5 separate regions of the Mus musculus genome follow, and all the other regions are linked to region 4. Evidence: chromatin loops called from intact Hi-C (ENCODE). Cell type or tissue: heart. All regions are shown on one strand. Region 1 has its middle 44 kb from the start of Gm26239. Region 2 overlaps Fgd6 (FYVE, RhoGEF and PH domain containing 6). Region 3 has its middle 29 kb from the start of Gm26239. Region 4 overlaps 4933408J17Rik (RIKEN cDNA 4933408J17 gene). Region 5 has its middle 5.8 kb from the start of Gm26239.

Region 1 (5,000 bases), 170 kb after region 4:
ACAACACTTTGACAAAGGGGGTATTGAAGTGTTCCAAGTCAGAGACGCTACACAAGGCAGAGGACAGTGGCTGTGTTCTGAATAGTTCACGGGGAGCCCCACAGGGCTCGGTCGCAGACTAAATATAAACGGAGACAGAAAGGAGAATCGGGAGTGCCTTCTGTTTGGGGTTTGAACAAGTAGGAGGATGATTATATAGTTTACTTAGACGGGAGAAGGCAGCTTTAGGGATAAAAATAGTCGTCTCTTGATTTTTAAAAAGTATCTATTACTACTCTTTATGTTTCAGTTTGAAATGTGTCTTAGATGCGGAATGGAGAAGCCAAGTACTCAACAGAATATACAAGTCTGAAAGGCAAAGAGGGCCAGGCCAAAGCTAAGGCCCTATATTTGGAAGTCCAAACAAACAGATGGTGTGATGGTTTGCTGTTGCTGCATAGACAATCCTCAGTGCCTGTCTTAGTTAGGGTTTAGTTGTTGTGAACAGACACCATGACCAAGGCATCTCTTATAAAGATAACATTTAATTGGGGCTGGCTTACAGGTTCAGAGGTTCAGTCCATTATCATCAAGGTGGGAACATGGCAGCATCCAGACAGGCATGGTGCAGGAGGACCTGAGAGTTCTACATCTTCATCTGAAGACTGCTAGAAGACTGGCTTCCAGGCAGCTAGGACAAGGGTCTTATAGCCCACACCTATAATGACACACCTACTCCAATAAGGCCACACCTCTAAATAGTGCCACTCCCTGGGCCAAGCATATACAAACCTTGACAATGCCTTAAGACCACGAGAGTCTGTGCCTGCATCTGACATTGACATTCTAGCTAGGCATCTCTGTCTCTATCTGCAAGTCAAGCGAGCATCTCTATTCTGTATGGCTCCTATCCTCCTAGTTTTCCACAGTCCTTCCAGGCCAGGCCCACGGCACTGTACCAAGAGAGCAAGAGGAAGTATGGGAGATCCTATCTAAGATCATGATGCATCTTTAACTCTGCCAATAGATCACTAACTAAACTATTATACATGCCCAGTCTCAAGTCCCAAGTCCAGGGCAGGAGAAGTATGCTTTGCCAGTATCAAACCTGAATAAGAAGCAAGAGGAATGAAACCAGGGTTAACAATGGAGGCTACCACAGAGAAGATCACCAGGACAAGGATGTAGGTAAAGAGTAACTGGGCCTTGACTAAATGTCTAAGGCATGTCAGTATTTGTCCATCAACTGGGACACAAAAACCCTAGCAGAAAGTGTGCCAAGTAAGCCAGAGACTCAGCCATCCCTGTAATGCAAGCACACTGGAGGCAGAGGCAGGAGGATCAAGAGTTTGGGCCAACTGGGGATATGTAGCAAAACACTCTAAAAAGCCAAGAAGAAAAAAAAAAAAAAAGGAGATGGGAAAAAGGAGATGGGGCCTGGAGAGATGGCTCAGTGGTTAAGAACACTGGCTATCCTTCCAGAGGTCCTGAGTTCAATTCCTAGCAACCACATGGTGGCTCTCAACAATCTATAAGGGCATCTGATGCCCTCCTCTGGCACACAGGCATACATGCAGATATATCACTCATATACATACTTCATATACATACTACATATACATATACATACTTCATATACATCATATACATACTACATATACATTATACATTATACATATATACATATACATATACATATACATATACATATACATATACATATACATATACATATACATATACATATACATATACATATACATATACATATACATATACATATACATATACATATACATATACATATACATATACATATACATATACATATACATATACATATACATATACATATACATATACATATACATATACATATACATATACATATACATATACATATACATATACATATACATATACATATACATATACATATACATAATTGGAGAGAGTAACAAATAGAACTGGAGAATAAGTAAGGGAATATGAAAGGAACAGAAGAGGAGAATATTTCAAAAGGAAACTGTCTGGCTGAAGGGATGGCTCAGTGGTTAAGAGCACTGGTTTCTCTTCCAGAGAACCTGGATTCCATTCCCAGTACCCAGAATCGCTCACAAGCCTCCATGCCTGTAGATCCCTGTGATTCAATGCCCTCTCCTGGCCACCACGAGTACTGCATGCAGACAAAAAAATCCGCCACCCATAAACATCAGTTCCTTTACACTAAACAGGATGCTTGTAGTTACTGGCACCTTGCTTCCCACTTCTTGGCCCGGCTGGCTTCAGTAGATTTATGATAATGCTTTGCCCTACTCCCCAGCTCAGCATACTCACTTAGCGGGAGTAGAAGTATCATATCCCGTCTGTTGCCACATAGGAAAACATTTCTACTCACGGACAACACTCAGTGGGAAACGAAGGTCTAACCAGTTTGAGCAGCTTGGTGGTGTGAGGTTCTTCCCAGCCTTGTCCCCTGCAGCTCTGCTCCCCCGCCCCACCTTTGTATACTCTTGCAGACTTGGTCACAACCCAGCACAAATTGATGAATTTAGAACATGCTAACAGTCCTCACCAGCTGGCATAGGCTTTGTTCTTGCTCCCATGAACCTCCTCATTTCCAGCACATCTGAGGGGCTTCGCACTTAATTCAAATGTTGGTCCTACTGAATAGCTCTTTTGGTCCTTTTAGTGACTCTAGCTTGGGACTGAAATGACAAGACGTTGTGAACAAGCGATAACCACATCCACAATATGGCTCATTTTGTACCATTTCCAAGACGTCTAAAGGAAATATGCCGGTCAGGCGGTGGTGGTGCACGCCTTTAATCCCAGCACTTGGGAGGCAGAGGCAGGGAGATTTCTGAGTTCGCCGCCAGCCTGGTCTATGGAGTGAGTTCCAGAACAGCCAGGGCTATACAGAGAAACCCTGTCTTGACCCCCCCCCCACAAAAAAATTAAAAATTAAAAAAATAAAGGAAATATGCCAATATGTGTCTCATATAATGAAATCTCAGTAGTACTGTTACATAGTAATTTACTTTGGATTTCCCCCCACCCCCTACATTCTCACGCCTGAGCTTCTGAGAGATCTTCAGAAAGATGAGCAGGTAGTGTTTCTAGAATGTGAAGGTTTCTTGATGTGAGCTATAATTAAAATTGAGAAGCCATTATTAGATCTATTCTAGGATTTTCTTTGATTTCCTAGAACCATGGGTTTTTTTTTTTTCCTATAACACATACCTCTTTGGTTGCTATGTATGCTCTTTTCCTGTTGTCTGACAGTTGTCTGGCTAACTGGAAAAATGGAGGAAGTCTGGGGAGAAATAGTTTCAGTGGTCAAGTCAAACACACACATGCACGCACACACAGAATTCTGCTCTGTCTCCATTTTGCTTTTAACAAAGGATAGGATTTGGTAAAGTGGGAAGCTACTCATTCTCCCGTCTCACGCTCGCTCCGTAAATATTTGTCTCCCTGAACTCAACAGGCTCTCCTTTTCCCAAGGCTGTTGGCTGGAAGTCTTTCCCCCAGCACTGCATCTCTATCACGGAAACTATGTCCCCCTTTATCCAGTGTCTCTACTCTGCCTTTACTTTGTGGGACATCAGGCATCTTCAGGAACTGCGTTAGCCCTGGTCTTTGCCCTCTGACCATTTCATTATAGATTTTATTTGGAGTGCGATAGCCAGACGTTATTGCTGTTGCCTGGCAGGAACCAGAGTCTCTTGTCTGGCATGTCACACTGTCCTCTTCAGCCATGGCTGTGCTGAGCTGCAAAGCTTCTGCCCACTAATATCTTTGCTGCCCTCACAGTTCATTACTAACCTCCTGGTAGGCTTTCTTAGGGTTACTCTGCCATACCTCTGTCACACTGTAACTCGACATAGTGTCTCATAACTTTCCTAGAGAATCTTTTTTTTTTTTTTTAGCCAACTTAATTTTGCCTTTTGAAAACAGGGACTCATGCAGTCCAGTCTGCCCTCATATTCACTGGGTATCTTGGACTCTCGATTCTCTTACTACCCCAAACGCTGAGGTTTAGACTCATGAACCACCAAGAGAATCCTTTTAAATGAAACTCACTTATGGCCCTACAGAAACTATAGGAGGCAAAAACAATGGCTCAGAGGGTACTGAGTCCTAAACCTGGGAGTCCCACACATGCACTGTGGCATGTGCATACACACAAAACACACACATATATGTGCATACACATACAGGCATGCACACACACATGTGCACACAAATATAAATGAAGGTAATAACTTTTGAATTAACAAATTAATAAGGTATCCAGACAAATTTGCATACACACACTCAAAGCTGTCACTTACACACAATCCTTTGGGTCCCCGAGGGAGGAAATGGGCTCACCGACTCTCCCTCAGTCATACATCCCTTTATGTTATTATAGCCTTTGCTCCATGACACCAGCTCCTACTCTCCCCTGTAGATGAAACAAGAGCATGTTTACAAATACAGACATCTCAGTTCCAAAGCATACCTAAAACCCACTGAGGTTTGCCGATAAAGGAACCCAGCCTGTGGTGGTTTGAATGAGAATGGTCCTCGTGGGCTCAAATGTTTGAATACTTGGTCTCTGGCTGGTGGACCTGTTTGGGAAATTTCAGGAGGTGTGGCCTTGTTGGAAGAAGTATGTTACATGGGGTGGGCTTTTAGGCTTCAAAAGACTCAAACCATTCCCCCTAACACACCCCCTTGTCCACGCCCCCCCACACACACACTCTTTGCCTCCTGCCTATAGATCAAGATGTAAGCTCTCAGCTGTGGCTGCCATGCCTTTGTTCCTTCAACGTACATCAATTAACAGTCTATTAGTTGCCTTGGTCATGGTGTCTTGTCACAGCAATAGAAAGTAACCAAGAAAAGCCAGGGAGCGGTGGTGCACGCCTTTGATCCCTTCATTTGGGAAGCCGAGGCAGACGGATCTCTGAGTTCAAGGTCAACCTGGTCTACAGAGAAAAGCAACTAAGACAGAACCCGTGACCTGTGCCCAC
Region 2 (5,000 bases), 520 kb after region 4:
TACATACTCCCAGTTATGGTATTAGGGGATTCTCCCTAAATGTCCACCCAAAGGACACACTTTCCCTAGTACATATTCACAGAATTAGTCCAGGCTGAAGATGGCTCCGATCTGTATGCTCAGTATAACTGGGAATGCATTTGAATAGAAACCGTCTACGTTTGATGGTTATGGGGGCAGAGCTGGTTCTGCTCTTCCGTGTGGAGTGGACTGGACGTGTAGCGGACAGCAGACTAGAAGTCCTAAGTTGCTAGAAGCATCTTTAGAGAAGTGTGTGCATTTTCTCCTAATACCAGCACCTGGGAGGTGGGAGAGGGAAGGTCACGAGTTCAAGGTCAACCAAGTCTATGGCCAGCCTTTTGAGATTGCTTTTCAAAATCTTAATTTTTCATAGTGATTTTCCCCCAAAAGCAATTTGAAATATGAAAAAAAGGACAGATTATCAAGACAGTGATCTGCATTAGAATTAAAACGATTACACCTTTTATCCAAATCTGTTAACTTTCAGGAGTGAGATAAGATGCTGCTCATAGCATCTACTGTGCCTGGACAATAGATTTAAGACTACTGTCAGGCAATAGATTGCCAAGACACACCAGGCATTTATAAAGCCAGAAGGAAACAATCCAAAATTGTGCTCATGCCGAAAGTGATAGCTATAATCCCAGCACTCAGGAAGCTGAGGCAGGAAGATTGAAAGCTCAGGGCCAGCCTGTGCTCCATAGCAAGACACTGTCTTTTTTAGAAAGAAAGAGAGAGAGGGGGAGAGAGAGAGAGACTATCCATCTGCGTAGCACACACCTATATTTGTGGAAGCTTTATTGATCAGGAGTTCAAGGACAAGTTGGGCTGCATGAAAACCTATTTAAAAAATATTGTATATGTTATTTTAGAGAGATGGTCAAGGTTTAAATTTTCTTCATTATTCAACTCACCAAATTTCTTATAATGCATTTTATTAAAGTAGGTTTCACACTATTTTATATAGTGTATTGTTTATTTGTTTTTCAGTCTAATTTGGTTGGTCCCTACCCTAGACAGGGTGTTGTTATTGTCCCTCAATTTTGTAATCCTCCTGTCTCAGTCTCCTAAGTAGCTGGATTGCTGTCATATACTATAGTACTAGCCACCCCCATTCTTGTTCATATCCAGAAGTGCTATAGGGACTTAGTAGTCAAATGCTTGCTTAACACATGTGAAGCCTAGGTTTGATCTCCAACACCATAAATATGAATGGGTCAAAAAAGATAAATAAAAGTGAACTGGAAAAAAAAAGCTACAAGGTTGTTCCTTGGCTGGACATTACTAGAGCAGGGAAGTAAGAATTTCTTTAACAGAAAAAAAAATGTATGCAATATATTCTGATGACTCTTTCCCCTCCTTGATCTCAGCCCAGATCTTCCCCATCCACCCAACTTCATGCCTTCTTTTCTCTCTTCAAAAAAACAAGCTAGAGTAAAACAAAACAAACAGAAAAGAAAAAAAAGAAAAGAAAGAAAAAGCACGAAACACACACAAACACACATACCATAAAACTCAAAGTCAGAAACTGTAGTATGTAAGCAAAAGACCTATCAGGTTAAAACAAAAAAATGCCCAGAGAAAGAAAATTGTCTCCAAAAATACCATTGAGTTTATTTTGTTTTTGGCATGGGGCAGCCCCTTAAGTGAAGTCTGTGTGCCTTCCTTTGTGAGCCGTTATCAGTTGGAGATAATAACCTGGGCTTCTGGGCTAGGGGTAGGAGCTTGTAACCACCACCACCACCACCACCACCCCCAGCACCCAGGACCCTGTCTGTGTCAGCCCTGTGCAAGGGCCCTGTGTGTGCTGCCACAGCCTCTGAGGTCCTATGTGCATCAGTCCTGTTGGGTCTAGAGGTCTTCTTTCTTGGTGCCTTCCATCTGCACTGGCTCTTATAGAGTTCCCTGAGCCCTGAAGGGAGGGATTTGATGGAGACCTCCTACTTGAGGATTGAGTATTCTAAGGTCTCCCCACCTCCCTTTTCCCCTTCCTCTTCCCCTTCCCCTCCCTCTCCTCCCTCTGCATATCATCCACTAGTGGCTCTCTTTATTAGCTTGCATCCCCTGCAGGAGAGAGCTTCTCTGATGATGGCTGAGCAGGGCACTTGTCTAGCCATGAGCAGAATGCTGTCAGGAGTCATTTGATTGCTCCGCTCCTTTAGCAGAACAGTTGCCAAATGGCTTTCCAAAGCCAGTAAACATCTCAGCCTCTGATTCCTTAGAAAGAACGGCAGGAGTCTCTCCCAAACTGCTGACGTGTGGACCTCTGTTTCGTATTTCAGACGACATGATCTTTGGAGGGCCAGGGTAATTTCAAGTTGCTGGTTTCTAACTTGGAGACTTTGTAAAGCCAGGCTCATTGCATGAATAGATGTCCTCTCTCATGATCCTGCAGTTCTTTCATGTGTCACAAAACTCATCGCAGATTATAGAGGAAAGAAGAAATCTGAACTAACACAGCGAGCCTTGTCCTTCAGTTTGAAACATTTGACTCTGGAACAACCCTCCTCCAGAGTTCATTTCCTGTGCTCTGCCACCAACCACTTTCAGCACAGTCCGGGACTCTGGCCCTTTGGAGGCAGTAAGTTCTAGAGTACTGCCAATGACTGACACTTACTGAGGGTTAACCTCTGAGTAGTTTCTATTTTTAGTTGGTTGATGATAATTAAGAGTGGGTGAGGCTTACTAGAAGCTCTGGTGTAGAAAATGTAGACCTTCAAGAAGATGGAGTGTTTTAGGACCCCCACCCCACCCCCACCCCCAAATCCTTGGGCCTTGTGTGAGTAGAAAGGTAGCTCTCCTATCCCTCGGGGTTGCCTGTGGTGTGTTTCAATGGTTTCACGCTCCTGATAAGGGACAGGGTGCTCAAGAGTTAATTAATCAATGGCACCACCTGGTGGCCTAAAGGTGCATTTCGTGATGTCTATATACCAGTAATTCTCATTTCTGTCTCCCCAAACACCTCTCTCTGACTGACCCCCCTCCCTCCCTCCCCCCTCCCTCCCTGCTTTTAATATGAGGTCTCCAACTTATGATCTTCATCTTCCAAGTGCTGAGGTCACAGGCAGGCACCACCACTCCTGGTTTTCTTCTTTCCTAGTTTTGATTTAAAAGAGCACCAATAGTCTCATGGGGGTTTGCAACAGTTTCTTTTTTTCCTTTTTCTTTTTTTTTAAAAACAACTCTTTATACTTAATTAGTTTAGGCCGGGGCAGGAAACTCATGATGGTACAGGCCTAACCTGGCAGCTGGATCATCTCCTGCCCCGTGATTCCTGTGAAGGTTTCCACAGGGCCAGGCCCTAATTAGGAGATGGTAACTAATGGCCATGAGGATGCAGGTTGTCTGTCTGGTCTCCCTTCCTGGTTTCACCCTGGCTGTAGCCAGTCACGGGCAGCTGGAGGTTTCAGTGCTGCCTGACTCACTCTCTCTCAGTAGTCATCCTCCGCTGGCTGCTGCCGAGGCCCCGACTGATTCATAACTGTTGAAGGGACCGTAGACGGATTGGCAGGTTAGTTACAAAGTCGAATTGTAGACACCGATGTCACTTTTTTTTTTTTAATTGGCAGAAGGCCAGCTTAGCAGCATTCCTTCCTTGATGACTAGCTTGTTGAAGCGGGGCTGGAGGGATGGCTCAGCTGTCAAGAGCACTGGCTGCTCTTCCAGAGGACGGGTGTTCAATCCCCAACACTCACACGGCAGCTCACAACTGTCTGTTGTGTCTCCAGGGGATCCCAGGCCCTCACAGAGACACTCATACAGGCAAAACACCAATGCACGTGAAATAAAAATAAATCATTAAAAAATAGCTTGTGGTAGCAGCACCTTTAGTATATGTTCTGTGTAGTGACTGTACTCAACTGTTTGTAAAACTTCACGCTGGTAGGCCAGCAGCCTAGTTTGAACACTAACTAGTCCGAACCAAACAGCCAACCAGAGGAAGGCAACCTAAATGCTTACCAGGCTCTGGCGAATGAAGCTGAGTTCAGGTTCTCCTAATACACGCCTTCCAGGAAGCTTTCCTTGGGTAAACGAGCAATTCCTTCTCTAGGAATATATTTCTATGTAGATGAGCAAGAACTGAAGAGGAACTTGCCATGAGCCTGGCATTTAGGTCAATCAGCTTTCCTATCAAGACTCTTCAGCTAACTACAAGCTTAAGGGAAGTCACTTGGATGTTAGGAATATCTATTAAAAAGGAAACTTGGGGTGGCAGGATGCCTCAGAGGGAAAGGTACTTACTGCCAGTCCTTATGACCTGAGTTCAGTTCCAAAACTTCATACTAGAAAGAGAGATTGGCCCTTATAATTTGTCTTCTGACCTGCATATGTTCATCGTGGCATGCATGTGCCTCACACAGATACAACTAACTAACTGGTTGTTGTTGTTTTTAAAGGATGAATTCCTGGCCACCCTAACATTTGTTTTGTTTGCTTTTGAGACAATGTCTCACTGTTCTGGAGGTTAGCCTTGAATTCACCCGCCTCCCAAGTGCTGGAGTTACAGGCATGAAGCATTGTATAGGGTCTTGACCCTAGCATTTTTAGTCATAGGCTTGCTAAGCTCTGATTCATCAAACATGGCTTATGTATGGAATGTATTCTGAGTAGAGTCAATGTGAAAATAACTTGTCTTGTCTTACTGAGACAGAGCCTCTCCTTCTGTTGCTTAGGCTGGCCTGAAACGCAACCATGTAATCGAGGGTAGCCTTAGACCCCAGACAGCCCTTTTTCTTCAGGCTCCTAAGAGCTAGAGTGGCAGGCATGAGCCACTGTGCCTGGCTTAACAAGCATTTTTTTTTTTTTAAATCTGAGAGAAGGTCAAGCTTAGTGTGTAAGCAGAATATTTCAATAATCTTCGTGATTTCTTTTATATATCATCAGCCGCATGCCTTCCTCCCTGTGCGTTTTGGATGCCTTCAGATCTAAATTTCTAGTGACTTCCCCTGGCAAGACGGAAGCTTTGCCATGCCTCAGGG
Region 3 (5,000 bases), 180 kb after region 4:
GAGGAGGAGGAGAGGAGGAGAGGAGGAGGAGGAGGTGGAGAGTCTCGTAGGAGTTTGTGGGCCACTCAGCCTGGAGTAAACATCAAGACAACAGATAGACTACAGGTGGAAGGAGGGAACCAGCTCCTACCCACAGAGTTGTCTTCAGACACACACAAATAAGCAAGTAAATAATAAATACGTTGAAAAAGAAAAGCATGTGCATTCCTTTGCTTACTTACTTGTGGAATGTCTACTTTGGGCACCGAGGTAAAACACTGAGGATTCAAAGGTGAGTAAAAGAGATGCTATTCGGGTGTCCTCTCGTGGTACATACCCATAACCTCGGCACTCAGGAGCCACCCGCAGAAGGAGCCCAGCAAATTCCAGGCCAGTCAGGGTTACATAGAACTTCAAGAAGGAGGAGGAGGAAGAGGAGGAGGAGGAGGAGGAGAGAAAAACTGACCAAACATATGTTTATGTGTTTATACACAATGCACAATGCACACACATAGGGTGGCGAACCTTCAGCCTGTAGACTAGTGGTTCTGAGCCTTCCTAATGCTGGGACCTTTTCTCGTGTTGTGGTGCTCCCAACCATAAGATTATTTCATTCTTACTTCAGAACTGTAATTTTTCTGCTACACTTATGAATCATAATGCAACTATCTGCTATGTAGAGTATCTGATATGTGACCTCTATGAATGGGTCACTTAACCGCCCTAGGGTTCATGACCCAAAGGTTGAGAACCACTGCCTTAGACTAGGACACACTGGTACAGAATAGCTCCTTTAGCCTGCAGCTTTCTCTATATGCATTATAAACAAAAGCACACAGGCCCGCTTACAGGGACATGATAAAATGTGAAATTTGTACAATACTGACTTGATCATAAGAAGACAGACAGATCTTTGAAAACAACCCAATATGTCCTCGGTCAGAATATGAAGATGATTGGCACATGTCGATTTGTTTTTCTATAGCTAGACATTTCTTCCTTATATACAAAAAAAAATAATGGAGACCAGATAGTTGTACTCTTGGTGGGAGTATGCAGGAACATCTGAGATAAGTCTGTGAGGCACAGATTTAAAGTGAAGAGGTTTTGCTTTAAATCACACACAATTTACTGTCGTCAGAAAATAGTTAACAATTTACCTACCACCCTGGGTGCCTGCCAGGGTTCGTGTGGGTTTCATTATGAACCGTGTCCCACCATGGAGTGCTAGAGAGATAGAGGGATTCCTCTATTTTACGTCTGTTTGATACAGTTCTTGGAGGGAAGGAACTGGGTCTAAAGCAGCCTTTTCCACTGAACTATTTGACAGCAGAGCTCTTCTCTGAGCGATCAGGTTTTCCCCAGTCCTGGCCCCCAGCTGAGAAGGTTGCAATTCTTTCCTACCTGGAGCTCTGCAGGGGGTGTGACAGGTGGAGATTTTGCTGGGCATTTGCATTTAAAGAATTAATAAAAATTCCTCCTTGGCCTGAGAACCCCATGAAGTTTATAACCTTGACGTTTTATAACCCCCCACAAGGATTTCTCTCGGTAAGGCCAACTGCTGTTCCAAGAATGCCATTAGTGATGGGCTCCCAGACCACATACTAGAACCACGTGGTTCCCTTAGCCACTGAATGTCATAGAAGGGAAACAAATACTACAGAACAATGAAAGCCATCCCCTGGGCATTACTAACCTTTGGCTCGCCCTTATTAATGACAGCTATTCCATATGAACGTTTCTTAGTTCACAAAGTTGAGGGCACAAGGTCAGCAGTGGCTTTCTTGAGTTGAGTTGATTTAAAACAGCTTTTCACTTACTCGGGACTAGAAGTTGAAGCCCTGGTATTTTCCAACGATGATGTCAAAGCTTGCTTCCTAAAACTACTTTAGAGTGTTCTGGGATCTGTCTCGGGCCACAGTCCCTGAGCCCAGACCGCCTTGGGGGTCCTGTACCCTCCCTGGGGCAACAGAGCTGAGCCTCACTATTGCTAGGATCCTGAGAAAAGGTTCGTTCAGGAAAGCGTTCTGATCCACCATCACCCTCTTGCCGACAAGGTCCAGCGGGGCAGTAATATCCCCAAGGACGAAACAGGGACTCTAACCCTGGAGTTGACACTCAAGAGACAGAGCAGAGCTTAGGATGCCAATCAGGAATCCTCCAACCTGCCTGTCTCGGTAACTTAGGCCACTTGGGAGTTTTCACAGAGACTCCAGCGCCCTCTGGAGGCCATGCTGGTTTGCCTGCCCTAAATTATTAGGGATATTGAGGGCAGAGGCTAGTAATCAAACATCCAGGAAGAGTAAAATAAAGATAATAGCTATTACATCTCCTTCCTAAAGTACAGAGAAATAACAAAACTACACAAGAAAAGGCAAGCATTGAGCCCAAAACCTTGAACATCGGGGGGTGGGGGGGGGAGGGTGGCACAAGAGAATTAGGGGTTCAAGACCAGTCTCCCTACAGGAGACTCTGACAAAAATAAAGATAGTTGGTTGGATGGATGGATGAATGGATGATGGTTGGATAGGTGAGTGGGTGGGTGCCTGGATGGATAGATAGGTGGGTAGGTGGGTGCATGGATGGATGGATGGATGGATAGGTGAGTGGGTGGGTGCATGGATGGATGGATAGGTGGATGGATAGGTGGATGGATGGATGGATGGATGGATGGATGGATGGATGGATGGATGGATGGATGGATGGATAAATGGATGGATGAATGAGTGGGTGGGTAGATGAACAAACAAATAAATATGTAAATGAGGAGGAGGAGAAAGAAGAAGCAATATCTGAAACAGAACAACCTTGATCCATTCATGAAAAAGAATTATTTTGAAATCTTTAAATACTATCAACTATCAAACAGATGATGATCAATACAACCCAATGTTCTTGTGGACTTTTTTCAAAAAAGGACAGTGTAGTAAGCATTCACTGAAATAGCTAAATAACGGATGCGTGGGTATACACGTATATTCTGCCCTACTATGCTAAGCTACTCTTACAAAAGCTTCCATGACACTTGTTTTGGGAAGTGTGATATACAGAATCTAATGGTGACACTGCATTTGGCCAAAAGTTTGCTGGACTGCTTCAACTCCTTTAAGACCAACGGAACAGTTTCTAGGGAAATGAAAGCATGGGCCAAGTGTTTTCTGTATTTGGAGTAGTGTTGTTGTTGCTGTTGTTCTTTTTCTTAGCTGAGTACATAAGTCAGAAGTCAGACAGCTGCCCGGGAGAATCCGAGTTGAAGAACAGAGCATTTAGCTCCTCTGTCAGAATGAATGGGAACCAGAAATTGGATGCTTATAACCAAGAAAAGCAGAATTTCATCCAGCACTTCTCCCAGATCGTCAAGGTGCTGACTGAGAAGGAGCTGGGACACCCAGAGATAGGGGATGCTATTGCCCGGCTCAAGGAGGTCCTAGAGTACAATGCCTTAGGAGGCAAGTACAACCGGGGTTTGACTGTGGTACAAGCCTTCCAGGAGCTGGTAGAGCCGAAGAAACAGGATGCTGAGAGTCTTCAGCAGGCCCTGACAGTGGGCTGGTGTGTAGAACTGCTCCAGGCTTTCTTCCTTGTGTCAGATGACATCATGGACTCTTCCCTCACTCGCCGGGGACAGATCTGCTGGTATCAGAAGCCAGGCATAGGCTTAGATGCCATCAACGACGCTCTGCTTCTGGAAGCCTCCATCTATCGTTTGCTGAAGTTCTACTGCAGGGAGCAGCCCTACTACCTGAACCTGCTGGAGCTTTCTGCAGAGTTCCTATCAGACAGAGATCAGGCAGACTCTAGACCTCATGACAGCACCCCAGGGCCATGTGGATCTTGGTAGATACACTGAAAAGAGGTACAAATCGATTGTCAAGTACAAGACAGCTTTCTACTCTTTCTACCTGCCTATTGCGGCCGCTATGTACATGGCAGGCATTGATGGGGAGAAGGAACACGCCAATGCCCTGAAGATCCTGATGGAGATGGGCGAGTTCTTTCAGGTCCAGGACGACTACCTTGATCTCTTTGGAGACCCCAGTGTGACGGGAAAGGTCGGCACTGACATCCAGGACAACAAATGCAGCTGGCTGGTGGTTCAGTGTCTGCTACGAGCCTCTCCTCAACAGTGCCAGATCTTAGAGGAGAATTATGGGCAGAAGGACCCAGAAAAAGTGGCTCGGGTGAAAGCACTGTATGAGGCGCTGGATCTGCAGTCTGCTTTCTTCAAGTATGAGGAAGACAGTTACAACCACCTCAAGAGTCTCATAGAGCAGTGCTCTGCGCCCCTGCCCCCATCCATCTTCATGGAACTTGCAAACAAGATCTACAAACGGAGAAAGTGACCCCGGAATTGGAGAGGCTGGGAGGGAGGGGTCTCAATAAATTATTGTCCAACAAAAAAAAAAAAAAAAAAGAAGTCAGACAGCTTTCTTTGGAAGCTTTGAATCCAGCTTCAGCAGCTAGAATTCACAAGATCATGGACTCTCCACATTACTGTCTCCTGCGTTTGTCCACCCCATTGCTTTTAACAACATTTCTAGGCCCGTGTAGATTCCTGTTTGTTTGTTTTTTTTTTCCTAGAACATCCAGCTTTTCATAAAAGAAACACCATCTTACACTTGCCCTGCACTACCGAAAAAGCTGTATTTGCTGATTAACGAAACTTCATAAACGTTACCCTACAAGCTTCTCTAATGATGTGGTCCCATGGTAGGTTACTTGACTGGATGGTTTGTAAGAAAAGCACAGCAAAATCAATGGAGCCAACTTCCACTCTGTCCATTTGATTGACTTATCCCATCATTTACTTCTTATGAGACCTTTTTAAATGTTTTTTTTTTCATTGAGCGAATCCCTCTAATGCACCCCCTGCTACTTTGATTACAAGGTGGTTGGGAACCTTTATAGAAAGCTGAATCCCATACTGTTAGGGGATCAAGGATATAACCGAGGCAGATGCGGTGGTATGCACCTGTCATCCCGGCCAAGACGCAAAGAATGCTGCGAGTTCAAAGTCAGCC
Region 4 (5,000 bases):
GCAAAGGACCAAGAGTAAAATGCACAAGGAGAGATACGTAATAAAACCAAGACAGACAGAATATTTGTCTCCCAGGTTATGGGAGAAACCAAAGTTACAAGACTGGGGGATGTACCAGTTACAAGTTTCAAATTTTCTACAATATTTCTACAAGTCCAAGCACCCAGAAGAAGCAGTGTTTCAGGTCCTCTGACCTGTAGTTCCTCAACTTCTAAGCCCCATCATCTTTAGAAAACAGACTCTAAAGCACAGATCTCAACCTGTAGGTCACCACCCCTGGGGGGCAGGGGGGTTGAGTAGCCCTTTCCCAGGGGTCATGTATCAGATATACTGCGTATGAGATATTCATAATAGCAAGATTTCAGCTATGGGGTGAGCAACAAAAATAATTTTATGGCTGGGGGTCTCCACAACATGAGGAACTGTCTTAAAGGGTCACAAGCAATTTGGAAGGTTGAGAACCACTACTCTAAAGAACGATTTAAATGAGAACACTTTATGGGCAGACAGAATCTCGGGGTGGTGAATGAGGCATAAAGACAAGGGAGACGAAGGAGACACATATGCTATAAGGTTTATGGTTTTGAGTCTGTTGGTGTTTCTTCACAGAGACAAAACTAGTTGCATAGTGCTATGTGACCATATCTGCACAGGCTTTGTGGAAATAGGCAGTGGAGAACATCAGAGAGAGAGAGAGAGAGAGAGAGAGAGAGAGAGAGAGAGAGAGAGAGATATTGGGGGGTTTCTTTGCCTGCACATCAGTCCCCTCCTGCCTCCTAATGTCCCCTGGAGAGTTCCCACCTCCTTACTAAGGTGGCAACTCGAAAATCAGATCCCAGTTTAATAGTTTAACAGGAGTGCCTAGATGTGGCAGAAGGAGCCTCTGGGGTCAGGTTCAGGTGGCAGAACTTGAGACCACACTGAATAAGCCGGTCACTGCAGAGGATTCGGGCTGTCCCGTTTGTAACCAAGATCTAGGAGCCAGACAAAACTGAGAAGACCTGAGGTGACACATACTGTGCTTGTATGCAAAGGTCATAGAAAAAGCAGTGTGTGAGGGAGCAGAAGATTTGAAAGAACACCGTTATAAAGTACGTAATAGGACATGAGACTGTCGCTGTGGCTTTTAAACTTTTAAAGCACAGAGCACTTTTTTCTTTTGGCTCCCAGCTTTCAGGATTTCAGTCCACAATCAGCCTGTTTCGTCCCTTTTGGCCTCTGCCGTCAGGCAGAACTTCATGATGCCAAGAGTATATGGTGAAAGACCATCTCATGCCAGCCATGAAGCTGAGAGATATAGACGGTGCTAGGGACAAAATACACTGTTCCAAGGCATGATCTCAAGGATCTAGTTCCTGTACGTAGAGCCCTTGACCAGCATGATCAGCAGCGCCACTTCAAGTAGTAGCTTCCCACACTGGGCCATCTCCCGTGCGCATACCTTTCCTGTCCTGCTCAAGCGCTGGGATCCCATACTGGACTGGGCTGCCTCCTGGGAGCCCATTCAACTGTGAAGTCACCAGTGTAAGATGAGCACCCTCTGCTGGGCGGTGGTGGCGCACACCTTTAATCCCAGCACTTGGGAGGCAGAGGCAGAGGCAGGCAGATTTCTGAGTTCGAGGCCAGCCTGGTCTACAGGACAGCCAGGGCTATACTGAGAAACCCTTCCTTGCTATCCAGTCACCTCTCCGTAGCGCCACCAGCTGGATGTGTGAGCACCAGTCTGAGCCATCTTCCAGTTTGAGGTGGTAGAGCACTTGTGGTTTTGACTCACGTTAGCCCAATGACTAACGATGCTGCATCCCTTCGCGTGCTTGCTGGCCATTGGTGCGGTGGTTCTCTGAAGAAATACCCACTCAAGTCTTGCATACATTTTTGTATGCTGTGTCTCCGGAACCCTTACAGATACTGGTTAATAAACTAAAAACTAAGAAGTCATCTCACTCCTCAAAATCTCATTTGATTCACTCACAGAGTGGAACGGTTAGACTAGATCATGGTTTTCAACCTTTTTGTATTATTTTGCACCAGGTAGTTATGTATTTGTGTGTGTGTATCCATGTGTATGTACCCACGTGTGTGTACCCATGTGTGTATACTTGTGAGTGCACACACACGTGTGTATGTACACATGTGTGTTATGGGTTTAGAGATATGTTTGTGAAGTGTGTGTATGTGTCTGTGTTATGGGTTTAGGTGTTTGTGTATGTGTGTGTATGTATTATGGGTTTAGGTGTGTGTGTGTGTGTGTTATGGGATTAGGTGTGTGTGTGTGTTATGGGCTGAGATACACGTGTATGTGTGGGTACAAGTACATGGAGACAAGAAAAAGGTCATTTGGGAATCCTGCTCTGTCACTCTCTACCTATTCCTTTGAGACAGAGTCCCTCACTGAGCTGGGAGCTAGGCTAGGGGGCCAGGAAGATGCAGTGGTCCTCCAGTTTCCGCAGCCCTGGGGTTACAGGCCTGCACAGCCATACCTGGCTTTTCACATGGGTGCTGAAGATTTCTGGTGAGCCCTCCCTGTCTCCCCCTAAAGATTCTTATTGTGATTGTTGTGCACTGTTTAGCAGTGTCCCCAACCTATTTAGTAGTTGCTAGCAGCAGCTTCTTTCCCTCTTTCGAAAAACAGATGCCAGGTATTTCCTATAGGATTCAGTTGTCTTAACACAGACAGGAGATTTTATATATATCAAAGACCCTGAGCCTGACTCACTTTGCTGGTAGTATTGAAAGCTTCAAACCTATTTTCATTCTTAACAAGCAAAAAGCTTGCACACTGTGCATTTATTTTAATAGAGTCTGTATACACTCCTGACACTTCTTTGCTTTTTATTGGAATAAAAACTATAGGTCTGGTCAGAAGTTTTGAGTAGCACTTACCTGATTTATAAAAATGGGAGAACAAATTACCAATAAATTGTTTTTATTTTCCAAGTTACAGATTGAGTTTAGGAAGACGATGATAACTAACACAAATCTTTGGTAGTAAAGAGATCCCGAACCACTTAGCTGTTAAACCGACCTTAAACTCAGTTGGGTTCTCTGTCGTGTTTCCACACGGTGGCGGTGCTGAGTTTGGAGTAAAATGATACTGGATATCGATTACGTAACCGCCCAACTGAGAACCTGCGGTGCGCAGCAGCACCATGTGAGTTCTCCCACAATGCCCCGCACCACACGGTCTCCTCACCTCAAATGTCTCCAGTGAATACAATTTTCAAAACTGAAGCTTTCTACTCTAGTTCTTCATCTTCACCTCTTGCCGCAGCTATCTCTCATCTTCCGGACTACAAAACAAAATGAGGATGGAGGTCCGGATGTTGGTGCTTAGTAATCCCGCTGGCCACCCAATGCCAGCATCCTGAAACAGCTGTTCTAGCGCTTCCTCCCGCCGACCCGAACAGTCTACTCTCCGACCACAAGCCCTTCTCTTAGTACACCTCCACCTCACGATATTCTCTCCATCTAGCGATCCCTTCCTCGCCCCGATTTCCTTGCCTGGGAAATTCGTCCCATTTTTACCTCCATTGTTTTGTTTCTATGAGCCACCTCACCTCTGGGATTCCAAACTTGAGCCGCCCACCGCCTAATATTTGCATATGGGGTCTGGACATCAAACTCTGGGCTTCAAGTTTGTGAGGCACTTTACCAACTGCACTCCCTAATCCACCAAGGGACATTATCTATCTGAACTGGCATGAATTCTAGTCTTGAATTCTGTTATACCAGCACTACACAATTACAATGTATCTTGTTTTAATACTGAATTCCGCTTCGGAGATTTTGTTAATGTACTCCTTTGTGCCTGGTACTAGGCAATCCCCAACACGTAGCAGAATATTCTCCCCACCCCCAATCCTAGCTCTCCTCTCTCTGTGTACATCTCCCAGAATGGCATCAAATTCTTGCCGTGGCCTTCCGGGTGCTAGATTACACTCCCTCCCGTGGTATAGCCATATTTTAATGGTTGAATAATATCTATATGAGGATTATACCTTACTTGTTGAGCATTCAGGTTGTGTCTTGTTTTACCACTTTCAATACGAGTCTGGAAATATTAAATACGTGCACATTTGTTTCCTATTCCTCCATGCACGTCTGTGTGAGTCTTTCAGAAGCGTGCATACCTCTGTCCTATTGAAGGTGGATGAATGTCATGGTTAAGTGTAGCATCCCAGACCCTTGGCTCTGAGCTTTCTGACTGAGTTCCTCATTCATAAAAATAGGCTAGCAACACTTTCTCTCTCCCAAAGTCTAAAGCAGTAGTTCTCAGCCTTTTTAATGCTGGGGCCCTTTAATGCATTTCCTCATGTTGTGGCGACCCCCCAACCATGAAATTATTTTTGTTGCTACTTCATAACTGTAATTATGCTACTGTTATGAATCGTAATGTAAATATCTGATGTGCAGGATATCTGATATGTGACCCTGTGGAGTTGTAATCCACAGGTTTTGAACCACGGGTCTAGACAGATTTAGTCAGTTGAAGCATATTTATTTATCATTTACTTGGGTTTTTTTTTTTTTTCAAGCCAGAGTTTCTCTGTGTGGTGTGTGTTTACTTGCTTGCTTGTTCGTTTGTTGTTTCAAGACAGGGTTTCTCTGTGAAACCTTGGCTCTATGCAAACTCACTGTAGATTAGGCTGGCCTTGAAACTCACCTGCCTCTGCCTCCCAAGTGCTGGGATTAAAGGTGTATAGGCATTCATATTTTAAAACACTAAAAGAAGCTGTTTTTCTTCTTCAATTCTCTATTTATTCAACACGTGTTATTCCCACAGTGCCATCTGCCTTGTCCCGGTCATTATAAGGGCTATACATAAAAGTTCCAAGAGGAAGGAATGATACATGAACTGTTTCCTGATGCACGTTGACTGATTGTGACAAGACAAACAGGAATGTCTGCTGAATGACCCTTCTAGATCCCTGTGGGTGTCTTGGCAATGAGCTGGCCAGGCCTGGTGGCTTCTTCTTGCCTCTCTCCAAGGACTTGCAGTT
Region 5 (5,000 bases), 220 kb after region 4:
CCAGCCGTCAGGGTACCCAAGAGCCCTGGTTCAAGGTAGTCCCACCAGAATGCCGGCCTCTCCCTTGTGTTCCCCGTAGCTGGCAGTCGCCTCTTTGAAAAGCACGAGGACTTGATGAATGTGCATTTTTTGCATTAAAATGTGACCTGCTTCCAGGCTGGTGTCTGTGCTCCGAATTCAACTGACCCTTTGGCAAAATTCACACCCACATATTTTGGACATTCTTCTAGCCTAAAACAGCACCCAGGCCATCTGTTCTGTGCCCTGGATTAATGAGGGGAAAAAAAATGTGCATGCAAGTCAGAAGTCAGTCTAGCCTCTACAACTCTGATGCTGGGGCAAACCACCAAACAGAGGAGCCGAGTACCAGACAAAGTAGGTCATGAGTGCTGTGTTTTAGAAGAGAAATCAAGGGCAGGGGTTGGGGGTTGAGGGGGGTGCACAGAAGCAAACCTTGAAAGCAGTTTCTTTCTCTTGTGTTTCTTTTCCATTTGATAACTTGTTATGGCTTCCAATATTGCACTCCATAACCCAAGAAATGTTGTATTTTTTTTCCATGAGTGAAAAAAAAAACAAACAAGAAAATATCATTTTAAATCTCAAAGATAAGGAAGGCAGGGAGGAATCGTATATAATTTTCTTTATTGATTTCTTTTTTTCCCTGAACTACCTTTAGAACAAAAACATAAAGAGATGGTGGGAATTGCAGCTCAGTGGCTAGTCCACTGAATGGGTATAAGTTTGATTGTTGAACACATGAAAAAATAAGTAAATAAATATATACAACCAGATCTGCAGTGTGGGACTTAATGGGGTCAGGAGTGTTTGTTTTTGTTTACTCTGATGCTTCACATTGAAACGACACTAGTCCACACCCAGAATCCCAGCGCGCGCTCGCTTGGGAGGCAGAGGCAAGAGATAAAGTGAGGTCGGGAGGTCATTTTGGTCTGATGGTGGCTTCCAGACCAGGCTAGGGCTGCAGACCGAGGCTCTGTTTAAAGAAAACAAGAGAAAGGGAAAAGTGGGAGGAAACTGAGACTTGTGGTTCTTTTTTTTTTTTTAATATTTATTTATTATTATATGTAAGTACACTGTAGCTGTCTTCAGACACACCAGAAGAGGGCATCAGATCCCATTACAGATGGTTGTGAGCCACCATGTGGTTGCTGGAACTTGAACTCAGGACCTTCAGAAGAACAGTCAGTGCTCTTACCCACTGAGCCATCTCTCCAGCCCAAGACTTATGGTTCTATGTAAATCTTCACTTTTCATTTGGAGAGAGAGAGAGTTGAGACAGAATGATTGAAGATGCCTCACATATGCAGTGACGCTGGCCTCTAATCCCAGATGCGGGGGTGAGGGTGGGGGAGTGATGCATGCCTTCAATCCCAGAGCTCTGGAGGCGGCAGGGGCAGGTGGATCTCTAACTCAGAGGCCAGCCTGGTCTACAGAGTGAGTTTCAGGACACCCAGGGCTACACAGAGAAATCCTGTCTTGAAAAAAGGAGGAAAAAAAAAAAAAGGAGCAAGGACGGTCGGGGAGGGTGGGGAGAAACAGGTAGGAGAAAGCAAGGGAAGGGAAGGGAAATGTCTTATCTAGCTCTAGAATTCCTGCTTCATCAATAAATATAAGCATGTCTCTATGCCTCTGCTATATTCCAAGGCCATCTGTCAGCCAACGCCTTCAAACATGCTATGGTAGGACCTTTGACCAAAACAGTGAGATCTCTGGCCGTCCCTCAAACTGTGGTCATCTCGCTAAGTGGCTTGTGATGGCTGTGACTAGTTCCTTCTCGATATTGTATGCCTGGAGCAGCCACTGTGATTGCCTCTGTTTCTCCATTCAAACAAAACTGAATATCCCTTTGGTCTGCGCATCCCCTGCCCTTACACAGGTAAGAATAAAACCTAGGAGTTGACCAAAAGTTACTGGGGAATGTAGCTCAGTCGAAGAGTATTTATTTAACATGTGTGAATCCCTACATTCTAACTTGCATTAGGAAACAAAAAATTGATTATGATGATGATGATGATAATGATGGTGGTGGTGATGATGATGGTGATAAGGTTGGGCATGTTGGCACACAACTGTAATACCAGCACTTTGGAAATAAAGGAAGGGAGATCAAGACCAACCTCTACCACACCCTGAGTGAGCACGAGGCCACCCTAAGCTTCACGTGACCCCATATCAAAAAAAAGGGGTGGAGGGCAAAGGTGACTAAAATTATAGAATTCTGGGTTCTCACACCCTTATACCAAGAGTGAACTACTGAAATCCTGACAGAATATTATAGGAAGGAATTTTCAACTATGTGTCACAGCATCATTATTACAAAGGCGGAGTGACAGTAAGGCTCTAAAAGAGCAACCATCAATCCTCTAAAGATGGCTTTGTGCACAGGACTCAGCAGAGCTCTGGTGCAACTACAGTCTACTGTGACTCTAAACTCAGAGGGGGGAAAAAAAGAAACAGGAGCCCACATCAAACCCCTTTCAACGTTTGTCTATTCACTCGGAGTCAGAATCTAGCAACGAACGTTTTGAGCAGTTTTCAAGGCAAACTGAAATTAACAACTCTAACCGCTTGCCCTTTCTCAGTGAGCTGGCAGATTTGCCGCTGAATGGATCCTGGTCGCCCCCTTGTGGCCAAATGCTCTAACAATAAGAAATTCCACAGAAAAGTTCCAAGGGAAAAACCCAGTTCCTGAAATCCCAGCATTCAAATAGGATCGAGAGTTTAAGGTCTTTGTCAGATACATAAAAATCCAGGCCAGCTTCGGTTCCTTGAGACACTATCTCAGAACACAAAATGAAAAAGCCAGTGTTTCAGTATAAGATAGACCAAGACCATTTTCTCATGTGTGTGTGTGTGTCTTGGATCATCAGGTTTGGAGGCAAATGCCTTTACCTGCTGAGTCATCTCCTCCACCTGTTTTCTCCACCTTTTTGATGAGTAATTAGAAATCACCTTGACATTCAAGACAACAGGCTCAGTTCATCTTCAAGTACGTTTACCTACAACTGCAATAAATAACTTCTTTCGTACTAGACGATCACGCAGCCCTCCACTTTGGAGTCACTCGGTTATGGCAATCTAAACTAATCCAGCTTTTATACTCCTAAGAGGCTAATTCCCAGATGGATTTCTTCCACCAGCAGCTGGCCTTGAAGTATTTTGTGAAGTGTCATCTTTCATTAAGCCATTCGCACCCGCTAACCCCTGAACTGCGCCTGAATGCCAGCCTCCCAGCCAGTTCTATTATGAACACCATATGAGCTGTTATTCACGAGCAACAGTAAGCCCTTATTCGCTAAACAAGACCCCCGGGTTCTTGACTGTCAAAGCCGCAGCTGTGGACTCAATTCTCGAGGGGCATTTTTGGTACAGCTGGAAAGACAAGAACTAATAGTTCTCACCCAAGACCACAGATGACTGTCATCACGCCCCCTGGCTTTTGTTTTCTGTATTTCATTTTTAGTAGTGCTGAACCTATGGTCTCATATATACTTGGGACCGATATCTTTGATTCTTTTGCTGTTATCTTCTTCTTTTTTTAAAGTATATTTTGTTTGTTTGGAGGTTTTTGTTTTGAGGGTGTTTGTTTGTTGTTGTTTTTGAGGGAAGGTCTTGTGCATACATAGTCCAGACTGGCCTCAAACTCACAACCCCCAACCCCCCTTTGGTCTTCCTGGTCCTGGAACTGCAGGCATATACCACCATGCCCCACTGTAAAAGGCAAGGTCTCCCAATATTGCCCAGGCTACTATCTCCAACTTTCTGAGATAAAATGGTCCTCTTATCTTGTGTGTGGCCAAGATTATAGCTATCACTGTGCTTGCTTGTTTCCAGATAACTTTCAACCCATGCCTAGAGCATGCCTACAACCCCAGCTTGTAAGAGGAGAGAAGATCTGAAGTACTAGTTTAGAGGAGGCCCAGGTGGACTAGCAAGATGGCTCAGCAGGGAAAGGCACTTGCTCCCAATCTGATGACCTAAGTTTGATCACCAGAACCCACGTACTAAAAAGAGAACTGACTCCTGCACATAACTGCCAGATTCACACCATGGCACAAGTGCATGCAGACACAGAAACACACACACACAGAGAGAGAGAGAGAGAGAGAGAGAGAGAGAGAGAGAGAGAGAGAGAGAGAGAGAGAGAGAGAGAGAATAATGCAAGGATGGGACAGAAGGAAGGGTTGAGGGCATTAACTATTTAGGGTATGGTATTCACTAACACAAGAAAACCGGGGAAGAAGAAAATGTTTGTGGAGAGAGAGACAAGGAATATTCAACTCTGGATATGTTGTTTTGAGGCTTGAGGTACTGGCAAAGCTATGAAATGTTCTCCACAATGCTCCAAAGCTCAGAAAAGCAATCCACTCTGTGGTGGTTTGAATATCCTTGACCCATGGGAAGTGGCACTATTAGGAGTGTGGCCTTGTTGGAGGAAATGTGTCACTGTGTAGGCAGGCTTTGAGGTCTCCTAGTGTGTCTTGGCCTGAGGGACAGTCAAACAGGGTAGGAGGAACCACCTGTGGAGAGAAGGGGGGCGAGAAACACAAAGGATGGACGGCAAGTCTGATTGATCAAGCTGTCAAATTTTATTTTTTCTAGGCAGGTTTTATGCCCACCAAAGCAGAATATGAGGAAGGGGATGACGCAGAATTGCTTTGTTTCTGGGGGGAATGCACCTGTTCCCAAAAGCAGGATATTGGCTAGGTAAAAAGTTCTGCAGGAGGAACAGAACAGAGTGGGTTGCTAGGTACCTGTCCACAAGATCTATAGCTATTTGATCTTAACTGGGGGTAGTATTTTCCTACAGAGGCCTCAACTTTTCCCACAGAAATCTCAACTAAGCTAGTACTTTTCCACTAAGGCCAAGACTTTGTAAGCAAGCACTTATGGCTGACAAGGCAGTTGACATTCAAACAGGGTTGCTCCCAACATCTCCCCCTTCCTTTTAGTATAGAAGGACCATGGCGATTTTATTCTTT

What was found. A loop is a pair of places that touch in the nucleus more often than their neighbours do. Peaks named below come from ENCODE experiments on the same cell type or tissue, not always from the same donor. Only the 100,000 strongest peaks of a DNase experiment are listed, where the experiment ranks them.
Region 1: a loop joins it to region 4, with 4 times the contacts of the local background. A loop is called at or near these places in 24 of 42 quality-filtered maps.
Region 2: it touches region 4 in a loop (2.4-fold over the local background); 2 of 42 quality-filtered maps call a loop at or near these places.
Region 3: it touches region 4 in a loop (7-fold over the local background); 24 of 42 quality-filtered maps call a loop at or near these places.
Region 5: it touches region 4 in a loop (6-fold over the local background); 20 of 42 quality-filtered maps call a loop at or near these places.

What each region holds. Positions count from the first base shown.
Region 1 is chr10:93,761,132-93,766,131 of GRCm38, forward strand. No RefSeq gene overlaps it. Among named protein-coding and RNA genes, the nearest start is that of Gm26239, 44 kb to the right of the region's middle. In heart, a CTCF peak has its summit at 2,146 (motif pointing left); no DNase peak of the experiment used is centred here; H3K27me3 peaks cover 518 bases.
Region 2 is chr10:94,113,552-94,118,551 of GRCm38, forward strand. The region is part of intron 8 of Fgd6 (FYVE, RhoGEF and PH domain containing 6); the gene reads left to right. Among named protein-coding and RNA genes, the nearest start is that of Nr2c1, 32 kb to the right of the region's middle. In heart, a CTCF peak has its summit at 2,911 (motif pointing left); a DNase peak (open chromatin) is centred at 2,930; H3K4me3 peaks cover 349 bases; H3K27ac peaks cover 1,841 bases.
Region 3 is chr10:93,775,398-93,780,397 of GRCm38, forward strand. It overlaps the pseudogene Gm3571. Among named protein-coding and RNA genes, the nearest start is that of Gm26239, 29 kb to the right of the region's middle. In heart, a CTCF peak has its summit at 2,201 (motif pointing left); no DNase peak of the experiment used is centred here; H3K27me3 peaks cover 1,107 bases.
Region 4 is chr10:93,591,027-93,596,026 of GRCm38, forward strand. 4933408J17Rik (RIKEN cDNA 4933408J17 gene) reads left to right here. Exons shown (of 4, transcript NR_045810.1): 2 at 4,784-5,000. Among named protein-coding and RNA genes, the nearest start is that of Snrpf, 3.9 kb to the left of the region's middle. In heart, CTCF peaks have their summits at 1,536 (motif pointing left), 1,736 (motif pointing left) and 3,058 (motif pointing right); a DNase peak (open chromatin) is centred at 3,105; H3K4me3 peaks cover 759 bases; H3K27ac peaks cover 316 bases; H3K27me3 peaks cover 600 bases.
Region 5 is chr10:93,810,592-93,815,591 of GRCm38, forward strand. No RefSeq gene overlaps it. Among named protein-coding and RNA genes, the nearest start is that of Gm26239, 5.8 kb to the left of the region's middle. In heart, CTCF peaks have their summits at 2,640 (motif pointing left) and 3,449; no DNase peak of the experiment used is centred here; H3K27me3 peaks cover 315 bases.